2 separate regions of the Mus musculus genome follow, and region 1 is linked to region 2. Evidence: chromatin loops called from intact Hi-C (ENCODE). Cell type or tissue: left cerebral cortex. All regions are shown on one strand. Links, peaks and the distances in the headings refer to the core of each region. The heading gives the core; the rest is flanking DNA. Region 1 overlaps Tmem260 (transmembrane protein 260). Region 2 has its middle 25 kb from the start of Tmem260.

Region 1 (12,938 bases), core at 2,055-10,054, 51 kb after region 2:
CCAACGTGATTCCTAGCACACTTTACATTTCATTTGGCTGTTTCTCATGACCCACAGTGAGCTCAACCTTTCGTGACTGCCTTTACATCCTGTGTAGCCAGTCCAGTTTCCATCCCCTTCCCTTTCCCACCTGAACTGTGGCCTTGTCCTCCTGCCCTTCCTCTAGAGGCTTGGTCCACTGCTGCTACTCCATAGCTATGGTCCTGCAGTCTCCAACCTCAGCTGCACTTCCACCTCCGTCACTGTCTACAAAGCCTTGTGTTCAGCTGGGCATGTAGCTTAGCAGTGGGGCACTTGTCTAGCAAGCAGCAGGCCCTTGGATCAAGCTCTAGCACATTGTGTGCATGAGTGTGTGTATGCGTGTGTGTGTGTGTGTGTGTGTCTATGAATGTGTGTGTCTGTGAGTGTGCATGTGTGTATATGCATATGTGAGAGCGTGTGTGTGTGTTTGTGTGTGTGTGTGTGTGTGTGTGTGTGTGTGTGTGTGTGTGTGTGTGTGTGTGTGGTCAGTCTTGTATGTATCACTCCTGAGTGCTAGCCTTTCTCACAGGAGGTATGTCAAATTACCCCCTTTTCTTAATCTACCATTTCATGCATGTTGTAAAATTATGCCGTCAGTAATACTGATCTTGAATCTTAGCATGAAAACAATGTTGCAATACATGCATTAGAGTCTTGCATTGTTGGTGAACATTTTTAATTCTAGCTCTCAGGAGGCAGAGGCAGGCAGATCTCTTAGTTCAAAGCCATCAAAAAAAAATGAGAAAAAAATAGGCATTTTTAGGGGAAATTTGGAATTTGATTCATAAAATGTTGAAATCAAAGAAGCATATAGATTCAGCCTATATAGATTATTTTATGAAAAATAAAATTAAAAGTCCTCCAAAATGTTCAGCATTCTACCCTTTCATCCTTTGGGGTTTTTAAAGACATGGTCCTGTGCAGGTCATGCTTGCCGGGAACTAACTCTGGCTTCTTGAGTCATGACTCTCCTGTCTCCACCTCCTGAGTGATGAGATCATAGCTCTGTTCCATCATGCCTGGCAAAGCCTATGGTGGAATATGTACAGAGATCATTAAAGAGACCTTAAAAGCCAGGTGTGGTTATACACATAATTCCAGAGTTTGGGAATCTGGGACAGATCACAGATTCAAAGGCCAGCCTGAGCTACATGAGAACCTGTCTCAAAAAGAAAAAAGAACCCCGCACAACTTCCTCCACATAGATATGGACTTCCTCTTCTCCACTATCTAGACAGTTTTCTTATAGTTGGACTGGGGAAAAAATGGCAATTGTAATAAAGGAGAATTGTGTCTTGTGGGCATTCTTGGTTGCAACCATTTGACTGGCTATGTTTAATAGAAAAGAAATATATTTTTAAAGAGTCAAGGTTAGGTAAGATTTAATCACCTTTAATTTCAGTACTTGGAAGGCAGAGGCAAGCGTATCTCTGTGAGTTCAAGGTTGGCCCAGTGTACACAGAAAGTTTCAGTCGAGCCAAAGCTACATAATAAGACCGTGTCTAAAACCACAAAAGATGCTGAGAAGAACTCTACAGTTTGATTTAAAAGAGCAAGTGACCCAAGAATTTTTTAGAATTGGGACAGGGCCAATGAAGTGGCAGAGAGGGCAGAAGTATGCAAATGACAGACAGACAGAAGAAAGATGCATGGTGTCTTTAGGATGCCAATTACTCGACACATACTAGACTGGGTTGAATTACAAATTCAGATGAGAATGCTGGGCAGCATGGCGCATCCTTTAATCCCAGCCCTGGGGAAGCAGAGGTATGCAGATCTATGAGTTCGAGGCCAGCCTGGTCTCCAGAGTGAGTTCCAGGACAGCCAGGACTATGTAGAGAAACCCTGTCTGGGAACAACAGAATTGGACTATAGGTGCTCGTTGGAATGGAAAAACCCAGCCTCTCCCGCTCTGTTGCTGAGAAACAATTAAACGGCCCATTGCCTTCTGTCCTCAGCTTTAGAGTTACAGCCCCAGATCTGTTAGCTTAAACTCGGAGCAAGCTTCTCAGATGCTAAAGATGAAGGTTATACATTTGACTTCTGTCACTGTTTCTATAGAACGTACTTCCTTTTTCATCTATAACTTTACTCAACAGTTTCATATCGTATTTCTCTGGCGCTGAGAACAGTTTAGTGCAGGAGGATACAGTTTGTTGCAAACCATCCTGATCTGAGGTTGGAGCATTCAGATTTTGCTGGCATGAGGTCAGTGTTCAGGAAAAGCCATCCCTAAGCATCAGTGAGTGACTAGATAGATTTTCTTAGTGACGCCAATAATGTTACCTTGTTTTGCTCAATAATTCAATCCTGTGAAGTATCTGAAAGAGCAAATAGCAAGAGTTCCTAGTTCTAATGTCTGGCATAATCAGTTCAGATATGTCTGGTATCTTGAGCCTAACAATACAGATATAAAACCATTGCACATTAGGGGATCTTGGGCTTTCTTCCTGGGAATTTATTAACATCAGTAATATCAGTCTCTTTGATTCTACTTAATTGTCCATCTGGTGGTTTTAAACTTTGACAAACTTTTCTTCCAGAAAAAGTATATTTAAACCTGTGAACAGAGGTTTTGAATATAGTTTAGCCTTACGCAGTAGTATGTTGTTTTACTGTAATGTGAAACACAATTCTAATAACTATTAAAACTTTATTCTAGTTCATTCCTCATTCCAGAAGGTACCCATTTAATCAAAATACAATTTTCCACTAATCCAGAATAATTCATTTCATATTAAAACCCAGATACCTGTCTTTGAATCCACAACATAGCAGCACGGGCAGCTTGGCTACAGTGTGAATGCTAGTCCAGCCATGAGTTACCACAGGATCTTGGAAAAATAACCTGACCCACCTGGGCCCCAGTTTCTTTGTTTGAAAATAAACATTGTTACTCTTTAAACCTATTGTGTTTATGGCACAAAATGATGGGTTTTGTAGTGACAGTTGCATGCAGGTGTAGCAGGACATTTTGAGCTTACCTCTTCTTGTTATTCTCTTCTGCCCCCCCCCCATAGTTCCCCCTCTGGTTTTAAGTCCTTTTGATTAATTAATCAATTAATTAGGTTTCTTGAGACAGGGTTTCTTTATGTAGCCCTGGCTGTTCTCGAATTTTCTTTGAGACCAGGCTGGTCTTGAACTCAGAGATCGGCCTGCCTCTGCCTCCTGAGTGCTGGCATTAAAGGCGTGTATCATCATGCCTGACTGCCTTTTTTTATGCTTTAAGTCTAAAATTCTACATAAAAGAAAATGTGGTATATTTCTGGGCTTAACTTATTTTGTTTAACACAATAGCTTCAGTCCCAACATTTTCTGCAAGAAGATGGTCCCGTTCTTCTCTACAGTTGATTACTACTCTGTTGGGTACGGGAGCCATCTTCTTGTGTCATTCATGCAGGGACAGGTGTGTAGGCTCAGTCCTCTGCTTAGGCGCTGTATGGGTGTCACAGACGTTGACGTCTATGTCATTTCTAATTTCCGGTTTCTGAGGAACGTCTGACTGTACTGACATTCCTACCTAGTGTAAAGGGGACCCTTCTCAGTGTTTGTTGTTGTTATTTTTACATTATAATCAATGTCGGGGTGAGAGGAAATCTCATATAATCTTAATTTGTTTTCTGTTAATGGTGAGCACCTTTTCCTAACTTATTGGCATTTGTACTTCACGTAAGGATCCTTCGATTCATTTGCCCACTTATTGATCATTATCTAGACTATACAAAGAACTTTTAAGACATGGATTTGTTTCTGACTCACTGTACTTACTGCTGGATCTGTCATTTCTCCCAGGATGCTAATTTATGTGTTAACTGGAGGAAGGATGCTTGTGTCTTATGACAACTTTCCACAATTGAATTTGATAGATGAGACTAAAGTTCTATTAAAATGTTATAAAGCCAGCTGTGGTGACACATACCTATGATCCCAGAAGTTAAGAGATGGGGGCAGGAGGATTATGGTGAGTTTGAGGGTATCCTGGGCTACATAGTGAGACCCTATTTTAGAAAACAAAACTCAGAAATGCTTTTAATGCTAATCCACTCTTTCCTTGCTTCCTTTGTATGTTTGGAACAAGGTGCTTCTATATAAATGAAGACAGAAGATAGAGGTGTTCAGAGATGGACTAGAACCCTGAGAACTAAAGAGAAGTTAGTAAGAGTAAGAAATGAGTATAGAGGAAGGAGAAGGGAGGACTCGTACTGAGGGTACAACATGAGTCCTGGTGTGTGCTGGGCATGGCATGCCACATGAGGGAGGCACACAACTAGCCTGCAGAGATCATAATGCTAGTGTTAGCCACGGGATGGGGCCCAGTACAGTGGAAGATTGGATTCCAGGCTGACTCATTCATGGCAACATTCAGTGAACTGAACCCAGGTCCTCTGGAAGAACAGTAAGCATGCTTTCTTCCCGCTTTCCCCGGCTGACAGGGTTTCTTTCTGTAACCCTGGCTGTCTTGGAACTCACTCTGTAGACCAGGCTGGCCTTGAACTCAGAGATTCACTTGCCTCTGCCTGGGATTGCTTTATACAAAGTAAAGACAACTTGTGTTTTTCTAAAGAGGCAGATGGGAATGTAAAGTTCAACAAATGTAAAGAATCAAAGGTCACATCTGGAAACAAACTGCTCACGCCTTGAATATCAACAAGGGCCATACCGTGACTCCCTGGGGACTCTGCACCTTAATTCTGAGCGCCAGGATTAAAGGTGTGCGCCACCACCAGTAAGCACCCTTAACCACCGAGCTCCAGTGTTGACATTTTATTTTACGTTTTTTTATTGGAATTACCTCATATTTTTATGCAAAGCAAAATATCTGAAAACTAATAGTGTAGAGCAGTTAGTATCAATTGCTAGGCCTAGTAAGGGTTACTGGATCTCCTAGTATTGAGATACTTAGTGATGGCCAATGGATTTCCAAAACTCCTGAAATACTCAGTCGTTGTTTTAAACTTTGTAGTTGTAGATTTATAGCAAGGTGGGAATTATTCTGGCTGGATATATGCTAGTGTTTGGTCATGTAACCAGTCACAAATTAAGGTGCATTAAGGTGCAGAGCCCCCATGGAGTACTGCATGTCTCTTGTTGATATTCGGGGAGTAAACAGTTTGCAGATATAGCCTTTGATTCTTTACATTTGTTGAAATTTACATTCCCATCTGCCTCTTTAGAAAAATATAATTTATCTTTACTTTGTCTAAAACAAAAAAATAAAAGTTAGAAATTAAGAACAAAGCTGTACAAGATCTTAACGTGGTCAGATGCTTTGACCAAGACCTCCATGGTCACACCAGGGGATAGGGTAGATAAGCATTCTATGGGAAGCCATGATTGAAGTGAGTAGGTGTTTTGCCTCTTGTTAAGCATTACAGTTTCAGCTAGTCCATTTGTGGCTGTTCAGGAATGCCCCAGGTTTATCTGTAGCCACCTCTTTAGGTTGTCTGACCTGGCTCAGGTCCTAGCACTCGATCTGAGAAGTCAACCCTCTGTCCACAGGCTTGCTGACTTGTTGACAGGTGGGCTTCCTAACTGAAGTCTGTTGGAATTGTTATATGAAGAATGTGTTGGTTCTAGTGTGGTGGGAGAGGGCTGGGCAATTGTCATCATTTCTGTTGGTAGAGTTTCTGAAAGAAGAGTCAGCTCCTCTTGTTCCGAGAGAGATTTCATGTTATCTGTGTTTGCAGGCTTTCTGGCTCACATGCTGGAGGGATTCTTGCTGCGGGGGTGTTTTCATTTTCTCGCCTAACATGGCAGTGGTCCATTGCAGCCGAGGTTTTTAGCTTAAACAATCTGTTCGTGGGGCTGCTCATGGCGCTTACTGTGCGTTTTGAGGAGGCAACAGCCGCAAAGGAGAGATCAAAGGTAAGCTATTTTGATCAAAGTGAAGTCGGGGTTTGTTTCAATATTTAGGCAGCAATGTATTTCTTTTTAGCTTTGGTTTAGAGCACACTCATCTATTCTGAATCCTGTCAGGGGTAATCTGGCCAGGTGGAGAGACTGTCACACTCAGACCCTTTGCTAGGAGTGGAGCCATGGTAGCTCTCAAGTATGGGACTTTCTCTCCCCTGCTAAAGACTTCAGAACAGTTTGCAGAATGAGATGATGGAATGTCTAGTGATTCCTGGGGGGAAGAATGTGTTTGGTTTGTACACCACCGTGTGTGTGTGTGTGTGTGTGTGTGTGTGTGTGTGTGTGTGTATCGTGAGGCCAAGCTGTGGATGGACCACCTTAAGGTAAATTCAATGGTAGTACATTGATTCTTTATTAATTACATGAAAGATCACAATTATAAATTATTTTTAGCCAGAAGAAGAGCATCAAATGTAAAAACCCAAGTAGTTCAGAGATCACCACCACAGTCATCTGCAATGTGAAGGAGCATTGTCTTCTAAGTGCTTCTTAGCCTCTGTGCCTTATAAAGGGTACTTTGTCTCAATAGAGGGCAGCTTGCTGATAGAGTATGGAAAGAAAGGATATCATAGATTATTTGTGGTTCCCATAACTCTTCATGCTATTAGAGTGCTTTGTTTAAAACAACCTTCTTTTCTGATTGTGTTAAAGAAAAACACATGATACATGCATGGATACCATGTACTCATTTGGGGACATAAGCAGGCTTTCTTGCGTACAGCCATAGGGACCATGGTAGCAGGCTTAACTCCAAATACGAAGAAAAGTAGAAACTTATAGCCAAGGAGCTAGCAGGGAGTCAGGGAAAGAATCCTGACAGGAAACAGAGAAAGAAAGGGAGATTTGGGTCAAACCAAATTCTCTTGAGGGAGCAGGCCCCCAATGATCTGTGGCGCTGTGGAAGATGGGATGGGGGGGGGGAGGGGCGCTCAGGATCTGCCCTGCGATTGGACAGTGAAGACTCATTCACAGGGGCCTAATTGGTATGCTTAAGCAGAGACTATTACTTATGAGACAACTACATGTTCAGTAGCAACTAAAAGCCTCCTATGAGATAACCAAAGTTCTAAATAAAAATTTATTTATTTAGTAGGGTAAATCAGAATTGCTGAAATGACAGATTTCAGTTAAGAATAATACAGTACCCTGTTACTGGTAGTCATTGTAAGGGGCTTCCCAGGAGTCCCTTTGAAGATAGTCTTAAGGTCAAACTGGAGGGTTTTATGAGACTGGGGGAAAATTACCCAAAAACTACCACTTGATAAATATTAGTGTCTATATTAGCATGGCTGTTAGCGTCTCAGGGTTTGGCTCTGAGGTGGCACACAGAAGCTGTGCACATGTGTTGAGGGCTTTTTCTGTTATGTTTAGAGTTTTGGGTGAAGATTTGACTTAGTGTTTCTTTTTCTTTCTCAGATAGCGGCCATTGGTGCTTTCTCGTGTGGCCTCAGCTTGTGTAATCAGCACACGATAGTCCTCTATATATTATGCATAATACCCTGGATTCTTTTCCGACTTCTCAAAGAGAAGGTAGGTTTATTTATTTTTTAATTATAAAAGTTAAAATTCATACTATTTCACGTAGGTTCAGTTCAACATTTGTGTTATTTAAAAATTTAGGGCTTCAGTGTTCCTTGAGTTTTATGTAAAGCTTAAGTGACCCGAGGCTTTAACAATATTGACTTTAAAAAGAGGATTTACAGAATTATGCAGTATTGATTATGGTGGTGTCTGGCTGACTCCATAATCTTCCTCATGATTGTTGACAGCGCCTCAGTGCACAGGGGCAGCAGGGACTGGGAGCAGCACCATCACGTTTCCTAACTGGTTTTCTTTCACATCCTAAGATTCAAGTAGCAATGCTTCAGTCCTTCAAGTGCTGAGTCCTGTCTGTGCGGCCAGGTGCTGGAGGCTGACACACAACAGATGACACCTGCTAATGAGAGCTCACTGAACTCAGAGACGATAGTCCTGTGTCCTCAGAATCTGAGAATTCCTCTTCATAACTGAAAACCGTTCATTTGCTTTTCATCTTTCTTTGGAAAAAAAACCATTAAGGTTAATTAAAATGACAGAAAGGCATTCAGGAGACTTTTGTTTGTTAGACCCTGGGAGATTCCAGTAGGGAAAGGCAGGTAGTGATGTACACAGGGACCCCGACAAGATGAATGTCCTTGATTCCCTCAGCGTTCTTCTGGAAGGTAAAGGACACAAGGCAGAGCTGGATGCTCCCTTTGTCATTGTTTCTTTGTTAAGAACCTCAGTGACACTTATTTCTCATTTTATTATTTGTTAATTATACCCAACTACAGTCAGAATTGCAATAGAAAACACATAAAACATATAATAAAATTATTATGCGGCAATAAGGAAATAATTATACTAAAGCTTTAAATAATTGTATTTACTGTACTTTAACACATTTTGGTAACAAGGCAAAAAGGGGTAATGTGGAGATTATAAAATCCTTATTATGTGATTAAATAAAAAGGAGACAATAGTTGACAAAGAACAACTTTTTCTTAGAATTTACTTCTGTGACGTCAATTAGTAAGTCCTTACATGGGGGATGTTAAACAGCTTACCCAGCGGCCTATTTTTAGATAGTTTTTTATTGAGGTTTGGTTCTTTGACACAGGGTCTCAGGGGGTTAACAGTAGTTTTATAGAGTATACAGAAAGTTCTTTAAATAATGCTTTGTGATATAAACCTTTGGTAATAGATGAAGACATAACTAGGTGCATGCCTATAATCCCAGCATTCAGGAGTGTGAAGCAGAAGGTTTGAAAGTGTCAGGCCAAAGTAGGCCACACAGAGAGTTTGAAGCCAGCCTGGACTATAGGGAGTTTGAGGCCAGCTAGCTTTACATCCCAACTTATATGAATGTAAAGCAAAGAGATAACATTCAGCAAAGGCTGTTACGGGCTGTAAAACTGAGCAGAACACATTCCTCTTCCAGCATCAGTAGGCACCTGGATGGGGGAGGAGAGCAGGCAGCTGGCTTGGGGAGGAGAGCAGGCAGCTGGCTGGGGGAGGAGAGCAGGCAGCTAGATGGGGGAGGAGAGCAGGCAGCTGGATGGGGGAGGAGAGCAGGCAGCTGGCTGGGGGAGAAGAGCAAGCACCTGGCTGGGGGAGGAGAGCAGGCAGCTGGCTGGGGGAGGAGAGCAGGCAGCTGGCTGGGGGAGGAGAGCAGGCACCTGGATGGGGGAGGAGAGCAGGCAGCTGGCTGGGGGAGGAGAGCAGGCAGCTGGCTGGGGGAGGAGAGCAGGCAGCTGGCTGGGGGAGGAGAGCAGGCAGCTGGCTGGGGGAGGAGAGCAGGCAGCTGGCTGGGGGAGGAGAGCAGGCACCTGGATGGGGGAGGAGATCAGGCAGCTGGCTGGGGGAGGAGAGCAGGCAGCTGGCTGGGGGAGGAGAGCAGGCAGCTGGCTGGGGGAGGAGAGCAGGCAGCTGGCTGGAGGAAGGGAGCAGCCCTGCCTGCTCTAGCTTCGACTTCTGACCTGAGCAGAGGCAACATGTTTATTCTCTGAAAAGTACCTGTCAGTTGACTGGAAGAAGAGCCATGTAATTTGTGTAGTCTCGATCAAGGACTCAGAGTTAACAATTAGAGAGCCTGGGCTAAGGACATATTACGCTGCCCTCCAGTAGGCTACTGATGACAACTGTGACTCTTCAACACCCCTCTTTCATTTCTGTTAATAGCAGAAGGGAAGTCAAAGGAACCTCTATAATAATGTGTTTGTGCATGCATGCTTCTGTATGTATACTTAGGTATGTATGTGCACTTACATTGAGACCTGAACCCCGTCAGGCAATCACAGCGTAATGCAGAACAAGGAAGCCCTCCCAGCCTGTCTGGAACAGCCCTCGTGTAATTGCCCCTGCTTATTTCTCATACAAAAGGAAAATAGTGTAACAACTGCTTCTTGTCATTCTAAATTCAACTTTATAACGTGCCGTGCCTCCAGAATGTAAACACTTCAGCCACGCCTGTCGTCAGATGAGATCTTTCTGCTTTCCTGCTGTCGCTTTTGTGGATCTTGTTTCTGCTGTAGAAATCACAGATGAGATGAGTGCTACAATGAACACTTCATTTTCAATTAAGGATGTTTGTTTGAAAATGCAGAGAGAACTCTGCTGCTTGTTCTTCTGCTGGTCCTGAGTCCTGCCTCTTATATGCATTCTCTCAGATGGATTTCTTGTTTTTGTAAGAAAAAGAGTTGGTAGTTTCCAGTTAAGATGTTTGTAAGAGATCCCCTTGCCCACTTAGTGAGGCAAACAAGGCTTGAATGTCTCTAGAATTCCAGAATTCACATTGTTAGGACTTAATCTTTGCAATGTTTTCATATCGTCTGTTTTAGAAATAAATGTACAGGTGAAGGATTCCTCCAAGAATAGCATATGGGACAACACGGTTACGTGTAATAGCAAATTCCACTAAACAGACAGAGGAGAGAAATGTGGGTGCCCCTGTGGTCTATAAAAGCTAGCTTTGTTTACACTAAATGCTTGTATGAAATATATACCCAGAGCTCTTGGGGAGAATCTGCATACTTGTAATGACGTATACATTAAAGCCCCTTCTAATGACGGTGGTGAAGTGAGTTAGCCTTAAAATAGTGTTCAGAGGCAACTAACAAGCCGTTGCTGCCGAGTGGGTCATCTCAGCTGTGCAACGCTGCATGTCATGATATGGATTAAATGTAAAACACGCACTTTGCTTGGTTCTCATACATCTTTGCTAATATTTGCTTCACTTGGGTTTTGCCACGAAAAGGAATCCAGGCTGATGGAATTTTCTAGTAATCTGCAATAATCAGAAGGTTTAACATAGTATTCTGCGGTGACTTAACATAAATTGAGAGATCAGCCTTAAGCAAACACATTTGATGTTTCCCTTGATGTGTTTTCGAAGTTCCAGGATGAATGGACTAAAGTAAACATGTCTCCGCCGTGTCTCCTGTGCAGGAACTCACCCTCAGCTTGCTGCTGAGGCTGACTCTGGCCTTCTCTGCTGGCCTGCTGCCCTATGTCTACCTGCCTGTCTCGTCCTACCTCAGTCGCGCCCGCTGGACCTGGGGAGACCAGACGACACTGCGAGGGTTTCTGACACATTTCTTCAGGGAAGAATATGGAACGTTCAGCCTGGTAAACTCATATGTAAAGTCCTTCCAAGGAAGGAAACAAGTACTGACACTCGAGTGCTCAGTCCGGGTCATGCCTGACAGATCAGCAGATAGCACTGCCATTCTAGGTACTAGATTAGTCCCTGGGAGTGTGGCTTCTCACATTTACAGTTTACTGTGACAACAGCATACTCCTGCTTCCCTCTGAGCATAGGCTTATGCCCACCTTATATCCTCATGCCTCCGTTTCCTGGCTGCAGGCTGCACATGTGTCCCCACACTGCCTGGGTGCCAGCCTGTACATGTGTCCCCACACTGCCTGGGTGCAGGCTGTACATGTGTCCCCACACTGCCTGGGTGCCAGCCTGTACATGTGTCCCTACACTGCCTGGGTGCAGACTGTACATGTGTCCCCACACTGCCTGGGTGCCAGCCTGTACATGTGTCCCCACACTGCCTGGGTGCAGGCTGTACATGTGTCCCCACACTGCCTGGGTGCCAGCCTGTACATGTGTCCCTACACTGCCTGGGTGCAGGCTGTACATGTGTCCCCACATTTGACACAACATTTCCTTTTTTTTTTTTTTCAATTTTTAAAAGTTTAATTATTCTTTGTATGTACATGGCTGTTTTACCTGCACATATATCTGCGCATCATGTGTGCACTGCTTATGGAGACCAGAAGAGGATGTTGAATCTCCTGGGGCCGGAGTTGCAGTCAGTCGTGAAGCACCATGTGGTCCTCTCTTACGCACTGAGCCATTCTCTCCAGCCCCATGATTTCCTCAACATACTTGATGAATAGTATCTGTGTTACTGTTTAATTTTAAATGGAAAATCCATCAGTGCTCAGTAAAATGTAAGCTCAATAAATTAGACATGCCGTGCTTAAGAAATCCAACAGACCTTTCTTTCCAGACATTGTGGTAGTGCTGGCGGGGAGATAAATAGAACCGCAGTAAAGGATAAAAGAAAGGAGAAATGGACAATAGTTATGGGAATATAGACACTGTGTTGGGGCTTTCTAATGAGGCTTGTACTCTATGTTATTGAAGAAAATAAATTTCTGGACTGGAGAGATGGCTCAGAGGTTAAGAGGTCCTGAGATCAATTCCCAGCAACCCCATGGTGGCTCACAACCTTCTATATTGAGATCTGGTGCCCTCTTCCGGTGTGCAGACATACATGCAGGGAAAACATTGTATACCTAATAAATAAATGCATACATAAATCTTAAAAAAAAGAAAGAAAATAAATTTCAGGAACATCTGTGAGACCACTGGCAGAATTCCAAACCTCAAAAGCTGACATTGTTGTTTGAGACTGTGTGCAAGAGTAGTGAAGCCTGCTGAAAGTGCAAGGGAGGCCAGGCAAGATGGCGCACAGGCCAAAGCAGGAGGGTCATGAGTTCTAGGCCAGAGGGTGATACTGGGGCTGTCTGAATGAATAAATAAGTAAATAACATAATGAAGTAGGAATAATTAGGGAAGGAGGGGCCTGCAGGTAGGTCTGTGGGATACTTGAAGGTGCTGATGAGGGGCCTGCAATTTTGTCTCCTTTTTCTTTTGTTTGCTTTTAAAAATAGGGTCTCCCCATGGAGCCCAGGCTAGCCTAGAACTCACTGTTCTCCTGCCTCTAACCTTCCAGTGCTGGGTTCAAATCCTGTGCTACAGTGAATGTGCGTGTGTTAAGTGTGTGTGTGTACATATATATTATATCTAGGACATGTTTCACTATAAAAGACATTAATAAAATAATCATTGTTAATTACTATTTGATATAGGGAGTTTAATTCTTTAGATTTATACTCTTGTTTACTTAATATTAGTTTAGTCTATAAAAAATGTAGATCAAAGCCAGCAAGATGGCCCAGCAGATGAG
Region 2 (12,938 bases), core at 2,898-10,897:
ACCACGAGCCTTTTCTTGCTGCCTTGTGTCATCCTTCTACACACCACTTTTATGGCTTTTGTGAGCTCCCTGCATGCAGGGAATGACTAAGGAGACAGCCCAGCTTCCACTTACAGGGGGATTTCGACTGTGTACTCATGATAACTAGGGCTTTTATAACACAGAGGTTCGGATTGGAAGAGACTTCAGGAGGTATGATGCTTGATTGTATGTATCAACTTCGCTGGGTCACAGGATCCCCAGATACTTGGCCAAACATTATTCTGAGTGTTTCTGTGAGGGAGGTTTTAGATAGGATTACCATTTAAATAAGTAGACTGTGTAAAAAGCAGATTCCCTTCCAGAATGCAGCTAGCACTCATCTAAAAGCCTGAATAGAACAAAAGGGCTTACTGTCCGTCAAGAGAGAGAATCCTTCATTTCTGGGATGGTTATAGTTTGTGTCAACCTGACACAATGTAAAATCATCTGGGAAGAAACCTTGAAGAGGGACTGTGCAGATGAAATTGGCCTACAGGTGTATCTGGGAGAGATTCTCTTGGCTAACCGATGTGAGAAAACCTGACCACTATAGGAGGCACCATTCTCTAAGCTTGTGGATCCCCGACGGGATAAGCAGAGCGGAGCGGAGCACTAGTAAGCATGCATCCATTCATTCCCTTGCTGCTTTTGACTGTGGATGTGACCAGCTGCTTCAAGTTCTGGTCACCCTGACTTCCTAGCTGTGATAGGTAATAATCTGGAACTATGAGCTAAAATTAACACTTTTCCCCCTTACGTTGTTTTTGTCAAAGTATTTTAAAACAGGAACAGGCTGCAGTGAGAATAATAATAAATCAAGCTTAAATGCCTTTGAACTGATACATGGTGTTTCCTGCCTTCAGATTTGAGCGGGAACATCAGATCTTCCCGAATTTGGAGCCCACTGGCCTTCAGCTGCAGATACAGCACCAGCTTTCTGGGTCTCAACCTTGCCAGTGCACCTGCAGACATGGGCCTTGCCAGCCTCAGTAATTTCATGACCTAATCCCAATCTATACACACATGACAGGTAGATGATAGATAGATAGATAGATAGATAGATAGATAGATAGATAGATAGATAGACAAGTAGATGATAGGTAGATAGATCGGTGATTGGTCAATTGATGGTAGGTAGATAGATGATAGGTAGATGATAGATAGGCAGATAGATAGATAGATAGATAGATAGATAGATAGATAGATAGATAGATAGATGATAGATACATACATACTACATACATAGACACATAGATAGATACATAGATAGATACATAGATACATAGATGACAGAGAGTGTCTTAGGGTTTTATTGCTGTAACCATGGTAACTCTTATAAAGGACAACGTTTAGTTGGAGCTGGCTTACAGTTTCAGAGGTTTAGTCCATTACCATCATGTCAGGAAGCACGGCAGTGTCCACACAGACATGGTGCTGGAGAAACAGTTGAGAGTTCTACATATTGATCTTCAGGCAGCAGAAGGGAACTCTTCTGACCTGGGCAAAGCTTGAGCACTAAGAGCCCTCGAAGCCCACCTACTCCAACAAGGCCACATCTATTCCAACAAGACTACATCGAATAGTACTACTTCCCACATGGGCCAAGCATATTTGAACCACCACAGATAGGTAGGTAGATGATACATAGATAGTAGATAGACAAACAGACATCCCGATAGGCAACTGAAGCAGGGCCATAGATAGTTATGAATGTAGTTGGGGTTTTGACTTAATAGCAAGCTTTTACAAATCAGTATCAGTTGCTTTTCCCATTACAGAGACCAAATACCTGGCAAGAAGCAACTTGGGGCAGAGGAAGCTATTTCCAATTACACTTTAAGGAGACTTGGTGTGTCTGCGGTAGGTAAGTGTGCAGCTGGAGCCTGAGGCAGGTGGTGATACTGTGTCTGCAGTCCTGAAGGAGAGAAGGATGGACGCTCAGCTCTTTCTTTTATGCAGCCTAGGACTGCAGCCCACAGAATGGTACCACACACGTTAAGGTGTAGCTGCCCACCTCAGTTAGCCTAACTGAGAAACTCCCTCACAGACGTGCCTATTTGTCTCCTAAGAGACTTTTGATACCATCAAGGGAACAAGATGAACCAGCACAGAGACCTTTCATCCAAATGCCATTGTGTTTCTAACATGAGCAGGACACTGGTTTTAGGAAAGTCTGCCCTCCTATTCCCATGGATACCCAAGCCTTAGAAAGTTCAAGTCCCTTTCAGACGATGGTATGGAATTTGCATATAACCTATGTAATCATTACTTACATTTTAATACTCAATAGGATGTAAACGTTATGTAAATGATTTTATGCTATATAGTTTATGAAATAACAAGAAAAATGTCTGCAAATGTTTCAGTGAAGATACAGTTTGGTGGGTTTTTTAGTATGATTGATCTATGTGTTTGAATCTATGGAACCCTTGAATATGGAAAGCCACCTATATCCCTGGAAGTGAATATGGAAGATATAGTGATTTGATTAAAGAGCCAATAATGTCATAGTTTGCTTTAGTTTGCTTTAGCCACTGCCCAGCAAAAACTGTTTGTTGCAACAGATCTGAGTCAGTCATTTCAGATTCAGCTCCAGCACCAGCAAGACCTGTGATCTCAGCTGCTTATTCTCCAAAGACACTTGATGCTGTTTAGACACTTCAGCTTTATTACCAGTGTAATGAGAACACTGGGCAGGACTCCGTTCCCAGGAATAGTCTTAGTGTGCACTGCTCAGAGCAGCTGCATCAGAAGGGCAGCCTGACCCTTTGCATTGTGCACATTTCCATGGGCCGACATTTCAGGGTTAGGTATGTAGCTCAGTGGCAGAGCCTTTTGCTTAACACGTGCAAAGCCCTAGCTTTGCTCCTTGTCTGTAGACACCGACAACAACAACAATAACAACAAAGAGAGTTGCATCTGAATAATATTCAGAAAAGGCAAAGGATCTGATTCCTCTAGTTGCCTCCCAAACTCTCAGGCCAGGACCGGGGAGTAATGCTCTACATGGAGGGCAATGGAAGGCCCTGCCGGTTAGAATGCTTCTCTCCATGTAGGACAGTCACGCATGTCCTCAGTTAACCCTGAATCCCGAGAAAGCTGTCAGCACCTCTGTATTGGTTTCATTTAGCCCACTCTCTGGAGGGCCTCTGGACTTTACTCAGACCTAGCTATCCCCCAGTTCCCTGCCCCTCAGAGTATAATTCACCTCTGAATGTACCTTGTGCACGGGCTAGGCTCCAGCCTGGCTCTTCACACCCTTGATCTGGGCCCAGGAGTATAGGAGCTTAGCCGCCCCTGGGATTGAGCAGTTCTCCATAATGCTGTCGCAATTCCGACATCCCTAAAGTGCTCGTCCACCTTTTTCTGCTTGAGAAAAAAACTTACTTTTTCAGGTAGCCACTCAAAACAAATCCCACAGTAAATACAGGCAGCTGATCTCTCCCTCTCCCTCCCCTCCTCTCCCTCCCCGCCCCCTCTCTTGTGTGTGTGTGTGTGTGTGTGTGTCTGTCTGTGTGTTCCAAGGTTTCTTTTCCAACATCGTGATACTTTACTTTTAAAAAAAAACGTTGCTTTTAATTTTATTTATGGCGATTCTGCGAGTCTGTGCGTGAGTGCTTGCAGAGCCTAGAAGAAGGTGTCAGGTTGTGAGCCACCTGATGTGCGTGATAGGAGCTGAACTCTCGTCCTCTAGAAGAACAGCAAACACTCTTAACTGCTGAGCCATCTCTCCAGCCCCACAGAGATGCAATCCTTAGACATCTTTTCCTGTCCTTTCCCAAAGATCCCGAGTGTTCTTTCTGTACCAGTATATTTTGTACCACTCCTACCAACTGCCAAGTAGACTCTAATCTCCCACAGTAATTAGCCCTAACCAATATTTAAGTGCTTAATTTTTTTCAAGTTGTTTGTTTTGCACATGACACTAATTTATGGTTAGGTTATAGTGACGGCAGCCACCATCATTTAAATTTCTAAGAAGTGTGTAAGCTTCTAGGGACCTTATTTTGGGGAGAAGGGGCAAGCCTTAAGGTGTTGTTTATTTATTATTATTATCATCATCATCATCATCATCATCATCATCATCATCACTTTAAAACGATCCCAGGATTCTTCTTTCCATGCTTAACTTCATTCTGGGGTCTTTAGGAATAATCAGCAGCGAGCCTGTGTGCGTAAAACAGCCCTGAGCTATTCTTTAAGTTAATTATCACTTCTTTTGGTGCTGTGAATGGCTGTTCAGTGACACTGTCAGCAAGTGGAAGGAACCAAATTACTTTAATTATGGAGTAATTGCACAGAGTGATGGTAATTAAATCTTGATCAGTTTAAGTGAGTGAATTAATTGCTCTAACTTGGAATGCACACCACCACAAGAGGAGTTGTTTTGTTGTTTAATTAACACCATCCACTGAAGTCTTATCATATCGGAAATGTAGACAATTAATGAGCCCGATATTACTCTCACCTTCACAGGAACTAGAGCCGATCGCCCTGGCAATGGCGGTGTGCTTGGTACGCCTGTCACTTGTGTAGACAAACTGGTTGTAATCTCTACTTTGCCTCCTGGAGAGATGTTCAGGTAGAAATATTTCCATCTATTAGCTTCTGGCCCCATTTCATTTCAATATTCTCTGACCTATGCACACAAGATACATTTCCAAATTGTTTAATGTTTTAAACTCTACAGCCTCAATTTTACTGTGACTCTGAGCATGTGTTCCCTTTGCATTTGGGAAGGTTCGGTGCTTACACAGACAGACTAAGGGGCTTCATAAAATGTGTTCAGTTTTCAGTCATCATTTATTGAAGTAGCTTTTCTGTCTATCTATTGCTCATTTTTAGTGCTGTGAATTACTTTGTGCTTTTAAAGCACATAGAATCCTTCCTGGACCTAGATCACCAATGTTTGTCTTTTACTATGAAAACTTTTGAAAATTGCCAGTGCCCAAGCCCTGTGCAAAATTTAAGGGGTTGGGGCTGAGAAGAAGCACAGACATGTTTTAAATTCCTTAGATGAGTCTAGGTGGAGAACAGCTTATCTAGAAAGGTCCAATTTAAAAAAAAATGTTGAGGTAGAACTACTCCTAGTTTTCTGAGAAAACGTCAAAATGATTTCCAAAGTGGTTGTACAAGTTTGCACTCCCACCAGCAATGGAGGAGGGTTCCCCTTGCTCCACATCCTCGCCAGCATCTGCTGTCTCTTGAACTTTTGACCTTAGCCATTCTGATGGGTGTAAGGTGGTAATCTCAGGGTAATTTTGATTTGTATTTCCCTGATGACTAAGGACTTTGAACAGTTCTTTAAGGCTTCTCAGAAGCCATTTGAGACTCCTCTGTTGAGAATTTTCTGGTTGGTTCTGTACCCCATTTTTAATTGGGTTATTGGGGTGGTTGGTGTCTACCTTATTGAGTTCTTTATAAATTTTGGATGTTAGCACTCTGTCAAATGTAGGGTTGGTGAAGATCCTTTCCAAATCTGTGGGCTGCTGATGTGTCTTATTGACAGTGTCCTTTGACTAGCAGAGATGGCTAGATGGCCATGAAAATGAATGGAAATATTCAAGTGATCAGGGTGAGATGGTGCAGGCAGGGCATCTCCAGGATAAGACAGAGGCCTGGAATAAGGGAGGCACCCAAGAATCAATGGGGGTGACCTTAGCTATGAATCACTACATCGGGGCTATGGGACCTGAAGAGGCCACCTCTTGTAGCCAGACAGGAATCCCAGTGGAGCAATAGAAGACACCAACCCACCCACAAAACTTTCAACCCAAAATTTATCCTGACTACAAGAAATGCAGGCAAGGGGGATGGAGCATAAACTGAGGGAATGCCCAACCAATAACTGACCCAACTTGAGACCCATCCCATGGGCAAGCACCAATCCCTGACATCATTAATGATACTCTGTTATGCTTGCAGATAGGAGCATGTTGTCCTCTGAGAGACCCTACCCAGCAGATGACCCAAACTGATACAGACACCCATAGCCAAACAGTGGCTGGGGCTTAGGGACGCTTATGGAAGAATAGGAGGAAGCTTTGTGCACAGGCTCCAGCTGGAGCTAATACAAGGCACAGGAGACTGCACTAAGACAACATGAACACGCTCTGAAGTCTTTTTTGTTTGTTTGGTTGGTTGGTTTGGTTTTGATTTTGGTTTTTTGGTTTTCTGAGACAGAGTTTCTCTGTATAGCCCTGGCTGTCCTGGAACTCACTCTGTAGACCAGGCTGGCCTCAAACTGAGAAATCTGCCTGCCTCTGCCTCCCTAGTGCTGGGATTAAAGGCGTGCACCATAGTTTTACTGTGTATGACCAGAGCATGCATTGTGAGAGATAGAAGTACATTGAAGAGAATAGGCCAATACCATTGATAAGCACTCCTAAGCTGGGTAGATAAATGTATTCAGCTTACTGCTGGACGAACCAGTGAAAGGCAGTTTGGTGTTCAGAGTAGTTTGGTGGCAGGGAGCTGGAGGGCAAGGCCAGGGCTGTTGTTGGGAGATCCTGGGGAGGTTTAAAGGAGTAGTTCCTTCTGGATAAGAACAATCAAGAACAGGAATGATTTTATAGTTGGAAATTCAGTAATTGTAATCGAGAAGCTAAGGGGATGAAGGCCAGGCTAGCTAGGCCAAGAGTACAGTTTCGAGTTTTGTTGTTGTTGTTGTTGTTGTTTATTTTGTTTTGTTAGAGAAAGGGGCTAGCCTAGTCATTTCTGTATGCAGAGCCTCTTCGGTTTTTTGCTCTTTTCTAATCTGGTCGAGGAGCGAAGGTACCTCTTCCTAGTCTGTGCACGTGGCTCATGCTCAGGAAGGAATAACACGAGCTAGCTGCCCACCATACTCTGCTTTCCCAGCGGACAAGGAAGGCGCTTGATCCCTTAAGTCACGTTAGGACTTAAATAGTGAAGACTCCTAAGGAATGGAATAACATAACAATGTTTCTATGGAAAGACTCCTTAGGAGGCTGTGTGGAGGATGGTTTTGAATATGACAAAGATGAATGCAGATGATTTAACAGGAACAGAGGAACACTCCCGGCAGTGGGAGTGTAAGGAATAAAAAGGGGAAGAGAGGGTGTGAGGGAAAGGAGGACAGGAAGCCCAGAATGGCAACGGTGGGGGATGGCAAGGAAGGGCTAGAGAGGAAAGGGGGGGAAGAGGGTAGAATGGAGACGACGGGAGGGAGGAGCAGGAAGGACAGTGGGGGGTGCAGGTGGGGGGAGGAGAGCATGAAGGAGAGAGCAGGAGGAGCAGGGTGGATGGGAGACGAAGAAATAAAATGATGGAGCACATAGTCGATCTCCACTTCGAGAAAGAATTTGACATTACAGACTTTCCCCGCCCCCCCCCATCCACCCTGAAAAGGGAAACTCTACTATTTAAAGTTCCTGCCTGGACACATACAACTGACTTGGGGCTTCTGAAGTGTGAAGTCCCCTTGTCCCAGCTCTGGGACCAGGCTGCAGCAGCCTTTCTCACTTCAGATGGGAAGGAAGGGCGTGCAGGGTCCAGGAGGCTGTGATTCAGAGCGGTCACGTCACACCGGGACAGAGACCGCAGGCTTTGACTTTCTTGGGGGAAGGGCTGTCTGTTGTCCCAGGGCTGTGAGTCACAGATAGCAAAGGACAGATGATGGAAAGTGACAGGAAACCCCCACTGAGCACAGTTCTCTGAGGCTAATGCACCCCAGTCAGGCAGCCTCTAAGGAAGTGTAAGTGGGCCATTCTGCTGCCAGAGAGCAGCAAAGCCCTGAAGATGAGGGGGGAGATAGGAGCTTCTTTCGGTGTGGGTAGGAAGCCACAGTAACTGAGCACAAAAGACAGCTGATCGGAGGACTTTTTGAAAGCTAAAGTGATGATTTTACTCCACTCTGGACTTTAATGTGTGTGCCTCTGTGTGTGCCTCTGTGTGTGTGTCTGTGTGTGTGTGTGTGTGTGCATGTCTGTCTGTGCTGGACACCACAGGAGGACATCACTTGAATAGGATCTCTCACCCCGTCTGGAGACCTTGGGTTTTTCAGCAAGCTTCAGAGATTGTCCTGCCTCCCCTACTTGGCTTCCCAACGGGCGGGGTTATAGGCACTTGCCACCATGCGTGGCTTTTTATATGGGTGCTGGATCTGAACTCAGTAAGGCTTAGCAAGGGCTTTTACCCTCTAAGAAATCTTCTCCAGACTCCTGAACTTTTTTTTTTTTTGATTTTTAATCCATGAAATGGTGATTCACTGGTCTGAAAAACAGATGCATAACAAAAACTCGTGTGGTAGAGGGAAGGGGAGATAGACTGAACGGTGGAACAGGGGCAGAAGATCAAGCAGGATTGCAGCTACTAATGATTATAAGGTTGACGCTGTAATCCTCTGGGGTGGGGAGAAGGCATGAAAAGATCTAAGTCTCTTTCCTTTTAGTCTCTTTGGGGGCTTGGGGTGGCCTCGAATAGCTTAATTTTAATCTGTGGCAGCACGGTTACATAAGTGGCTTGGAGCAGAGTGCTTCTTAGCATTTGCTTCTGTTCCATTTCCTGCAGATGCTCCGAGGAGCGCACTCACTGGTCTGATGCATTTCATAAGAATTCAGGCGACTTGTTTACCTAGTACGTCTATAGGGCTCCTCTGCAGATTACCAAAACACTCAGAAAATGAGGATTCTATTAGTTCATGACCTTGTGTTTTAGTGGGGTTGGGGGGAGTGGCTTTGAAATTCATAAAATGTGTTAATGTAGGGATAGAAATCTTTATCCCCCCATGTATGCTCAGTCCAATCAACAGGAAGGATTAGGTCCTAAATAATCTGACATTAGTATTAAAACAAACATTTACAAACATGTGTGCCCATTACTGGCTATTACATATGGAGCTTTAGTTCTTTATCCCCCAACCTTTTACTAGAAGGCATCACTGTATGTGACACTAGGTAGGGAATGCTAATTAAGACTTAGGTCACCTTTTCATTTAGTAGCAGAGGAAAAGCCGCAATAACCATTTGAGAAAGGCTAAGTGAATGGTGTGTCACACAACAGGGGGGCCTGAGGCTAGCTCTGCTTCTCATACTTTGCTAGTGACATGCTGAGGTGCTGAGGGCATCTGCGGCCCGGCCGGCCGAGTTCACAACTGAGCAATGCTGTATGTAGTTCAGCTCCCAGGCAGTTAAAAGCAACCTGGGAGCATCTGTGACTGTCCTTGAGTACTGGTTGCTTCTCCTGCTGCTGTGATCAGATGCCAGCAGAATCGACTTGAAGGGTTGTGTGGTATGCTGTGTGAAAGGCTCAGTCCATTGTGGTGGGGAAGTTGATGGCTTGGGTCTGAGGCAGCAGATATCTGCAGTCAGGAGGCAGAGAGCTATGAATGCCGGTACAGTTGTCTGTTTTAGTCAGTTGATGGCTCCAGCCCGTGACATAGTACCCCTCACTTCTGAGTAGTTCTTCCAGCTCAGTAGAAATGACTTCATTGACACACCCAAAGGTGTGCTTCCATCATGACTCAAGACTACAAACTGAATTGACAATCCATATTATCAATCCCACCTTGCTATGTTCTGAGAACTTGTTCCAGGACACACACCCTCCCCCCCCCCCATCACCTGAGCATCTCATTCCCACAGACACACACAGCAAAATCCTTGGGTGCTCAAATTTCTTCTATAAAATGGCAGTGTATTCAGCAGATGTGCACCACCCATATACCTTAAATAATAAACTGTGCCTCATGCATTGTAGAGGCAATGTAAATGGTTATTTTGTGTCACTAGAGAATAAAGACAAGAAGAAACTGCCTTTGTAATGCAGGTGGAAGGTTTCCTCGTTAATATATATTTTTAGTTCATAGTTGATTGACTCTAAGGATGTGGGGCCTGTGAATGCAGAGTGCAGACTGTAGACGATGTGTTTCCTCTTAATTCTTTTTGAAAGTAAACTTTTACTTATTAAAACCCATCTCTCTTGTGTTTTCATTCAATGGAATGCAGCTTTTATCCTAAGTCTCTCTGACTGTCTCACTTCTTGAGCCTTGACAGCAGCATCTCCAGTGGTTTCCTCCCTAGTGAAAACCATAATGACGTGGAAGTATAGTTCCCGCACTTGCTTTCATGAAGCTTGCCGTCTGCAATACTCCTTCCTTACAGGTTAAATGGCGGTAGGTTAAGAGCCTGACACTAAATTGACATTTTAACCATGATCTGTTTGCCCTCCCTGGTGCCAAATGAATGAAATCAGTTGCATGAGTGCTTCTGGCAGGCAGGGAATCATTCCTAGGTTGGATGTAGTCTGTTGATGTTTTAAAAGAGCACAGGCATTACGTTGGTTGGTGAGAGATGAGTAAGGCCAACAGCATGCTGCTAAACACACAGCTGTTGGGATGGAAAAGCTTGCTTGTTACTATGGCTGACTTAAAATTAGCAAGTTAACATCTTGAACTCAAAGCAGAAAAATTGCTCACCACTGATCTCCTCAGCCAGCGCATAGTCCCCCAGAGAAGTGGTGGGGAGCTGGGCAAGCGCAGAAGATTCATCTGCTTCAACAGGAAAGGGTGGTGTGACTTTAAATTCTTCCACGAAGTGAAGTATCACTTGCCTGTGTCTCCGTTAGGGCTTTATTGCTGGGGAAAGATGCCGTAACCAAGGCATCTCTTACAAAGCAAAACATTTAACTGGGGCTGCCTTATAGTTCGGAGGTTTAGTCCGTTATCGTTATGGTGGGTAGCATAGCGGCATGCAGGCAGACAGTGCTGGAGAGGTATCTGGGAGTTCTACATCCAGATCCACAGGCAACAGGAAGAGAGAGTGGACCTGGCTTGAGCATCTGAGACCTCAAAGCCCACCCCCAGTAGCACACTTCCTCCAAGAAAGCCACACCTTCTCTAACAAGGCCACACCTCCTAATAGTGCCATGCGGGCCTACGCAGGCCATTTTCAAACCACCACAACCTGTTAACTCTGCCTTCCCAATTCCTAACTTAAGTATTGGTCCAATTATTGATTGAATACCTTCAAACACTGAGAGCTTTTCCTGCCTGTGGTGACTGACAGTGCTGACCTGGTGCCAGCAACGCTTTGAGATGCTGCTCCCAGAGCCTTCGAGGTTGGCGGAGGATTGGTCTTCGCCCAGCTTATTTCCCCGTTGTTTCTCCGCGTCTTCCAGCGGATCGGACTTGGTTTGCTTCCCCAGCACAGGTCGCAGTTAGTACAAGGAGAGTTGGATTGGTAGGATTTGTCTGGTTTGCTTTCTTGGCTATGTGTTTCAAAGAGCACCAGGTCCGATTTCCCTTGTTTAGGAAATGGTAAAACACCTCTGATGAGTCTGACTTTAATTCCGTGATGGCCAAAATAGCGGCTGTGAAATCAAATCAGCCGCTCTGAGCACTTTTGCATCTAATGAAATTAGCATGACTGTTTGCATCTAATGAAATTAGCATGACATGACGGCTTCTAGCAACTCTCCATGTGAGAACCCTTGGCTTAGGAGGGAGGAGGCAGGTCCCTCACTAACTCACTCCACTCTTAAAGAATTCAAATAGGTCTTGGTTGTTCTAGCTTCAACTTTTGCCTATTTTCCCCTCTTCTCTCTCTCCCTCCCCCCTTCTTTTTCTCTCCCCATAAACCTTCATTAGCAGACAGCCTACCCGCTAATAGAAGCAGACCTTGAAAGAACAGTTGTGCCAACTGCTCCATCGATTTCAAGCAAGAGGCATAAAGACCCCAAGCAATGTACTGTGGCTTCCAAAGGTAAATTCTACAGCAGTAGAGACAAGCTGCCATCAGTAGGAGATCACAAAGACACCGAGCCTCTCTTCTTGTGGATGACCCTGATACTGCTTCATCTTGGGAGTTCTGGGTCTTCAGATTCAGGGGCACATCAGGCGATAAAGACTTTCAACTCCCCATGAGTCATCTGGACTCTTCACTTTTCCTTGGCTCGACAAATACTCATCAGCTCCCTTAACCAACCGGTATTCCTTGAATGTGTCAAGGAAGGAAACATAGGTTCCTGCCCTCTTGAGATTGTGCTCCATTTACCCTAAACCAGGGTCTGCCTGATTTTGTTTGGGACAGTAGGTTATATAAGGGACCACAGGGAGTGGAGACATAATCCTGGGATTCCATAACTCTAGACCACAAATATCACATGTGTGCATCATTTTATGACTTCCCATATTTGTTCTAAATCAGAACAAGGCTTCAACTTTTCTGAAGCACCATGCTTTCCAGAAAAGACTCCCAGAAAGCACAGAACTCTCATAATATCATGATGTTATGATATGAATATGAAGTGGTTCACCCCTTCACCCAAGGCTGTGCATTAAATTCTTGTTCCAAGTTGCTGGTGGTGTCTCTTGTCTATTCCTGTGCTTCCTGTCTGCCATGAAGTAGAGAGGCCTCTTCCACAAGCTGCCGCCACCATGATACCCTGCCAACCATGAGCTCATCATTAACAGAACCAAGGACTATGGCTGAAACCTTTGAGACCATGATCCAAAAGTGAGCCCTTTCTCCCTTAAGTTGTTTGTACAGTTTGTCACAGTGATTCTATCTGTCTGTCTGTCCATCCGTCCATCCATCCATCCATCCATCCATCCATCCATCCATCCATCCATCTATCCATCCATCCATCTATCCATCCATCCACCTACCCTTCCTATCTATCTATCTACCTATCTACCTATCTACCTATCTACCTACCTATCTATCTATCTATCTATCTATCTATCTATCTATCTATCTATCTATCTATCTATCTATCTATCTATCTATCTATCTACCTATCTATCTATCTATATCTATATATACATATATATCAATCAATCTAATAAACTAACACTTAGGCATAGTCTAAGGTGGGCAGCAACAGCCACACTTCCTACTTTAGTTGACAGAAGCAGTGGGAGTTTAAACACTGAAGACAAAAAGGATGCCTAACTTCCA

What was found. A loop is a pair of places that touch in the nucleus more often than their neighbours do. Peaks named below come from ENCODE experiments on the same cell type or tissue, not always from the same donor. Only the 100,000 strongest peaks of a DNase experiment are listed, where the experiment ranks them.
Region 1: it touches region 2 in a loop (8-fold over the local background); 2 of 42 quality-filtered maps call a loop at or near these places.

Annotation. Positions count from the first base shown.
Region 1 is chr14:48,466,616-48,479,553 of GRCm38, forward strand. Tmem260 (transmembrane protein 260) reads left to right here. Exons shown (of 16, transcript NM_172600.4): 4 at 5,709-5,886; 5 at 7,351-7,464; 6 at 10,900-11,079. Among named protein-coding and RNA genes, the nearest start is that of Tmem260, 27 kb to the left of the region's middle. In left cerebral cortex, for the core only: no CTCF peak of the experiment used is centred there; DNase peaks (open chromatin) are centred at 5,769 and 8,918; H3K27ac peaks cover 523 bases.
Region 2 is chr14:48,414,574-48,427,511 of GRCm38, forward strand. No RefSeq gene overlaps it. Among named protein-coding and RNA genes, the nearest start is that of Tmem260, 25 kb to the right of the region's middle. In left cerebral cortex, for the core only: no CTCF peak of the experiment used is centred there; DNase peaks (open chromatin) are centred at 7,057, 7,688, 8,520 and 10,384; H3K27ac peaks cover 2,078 bases.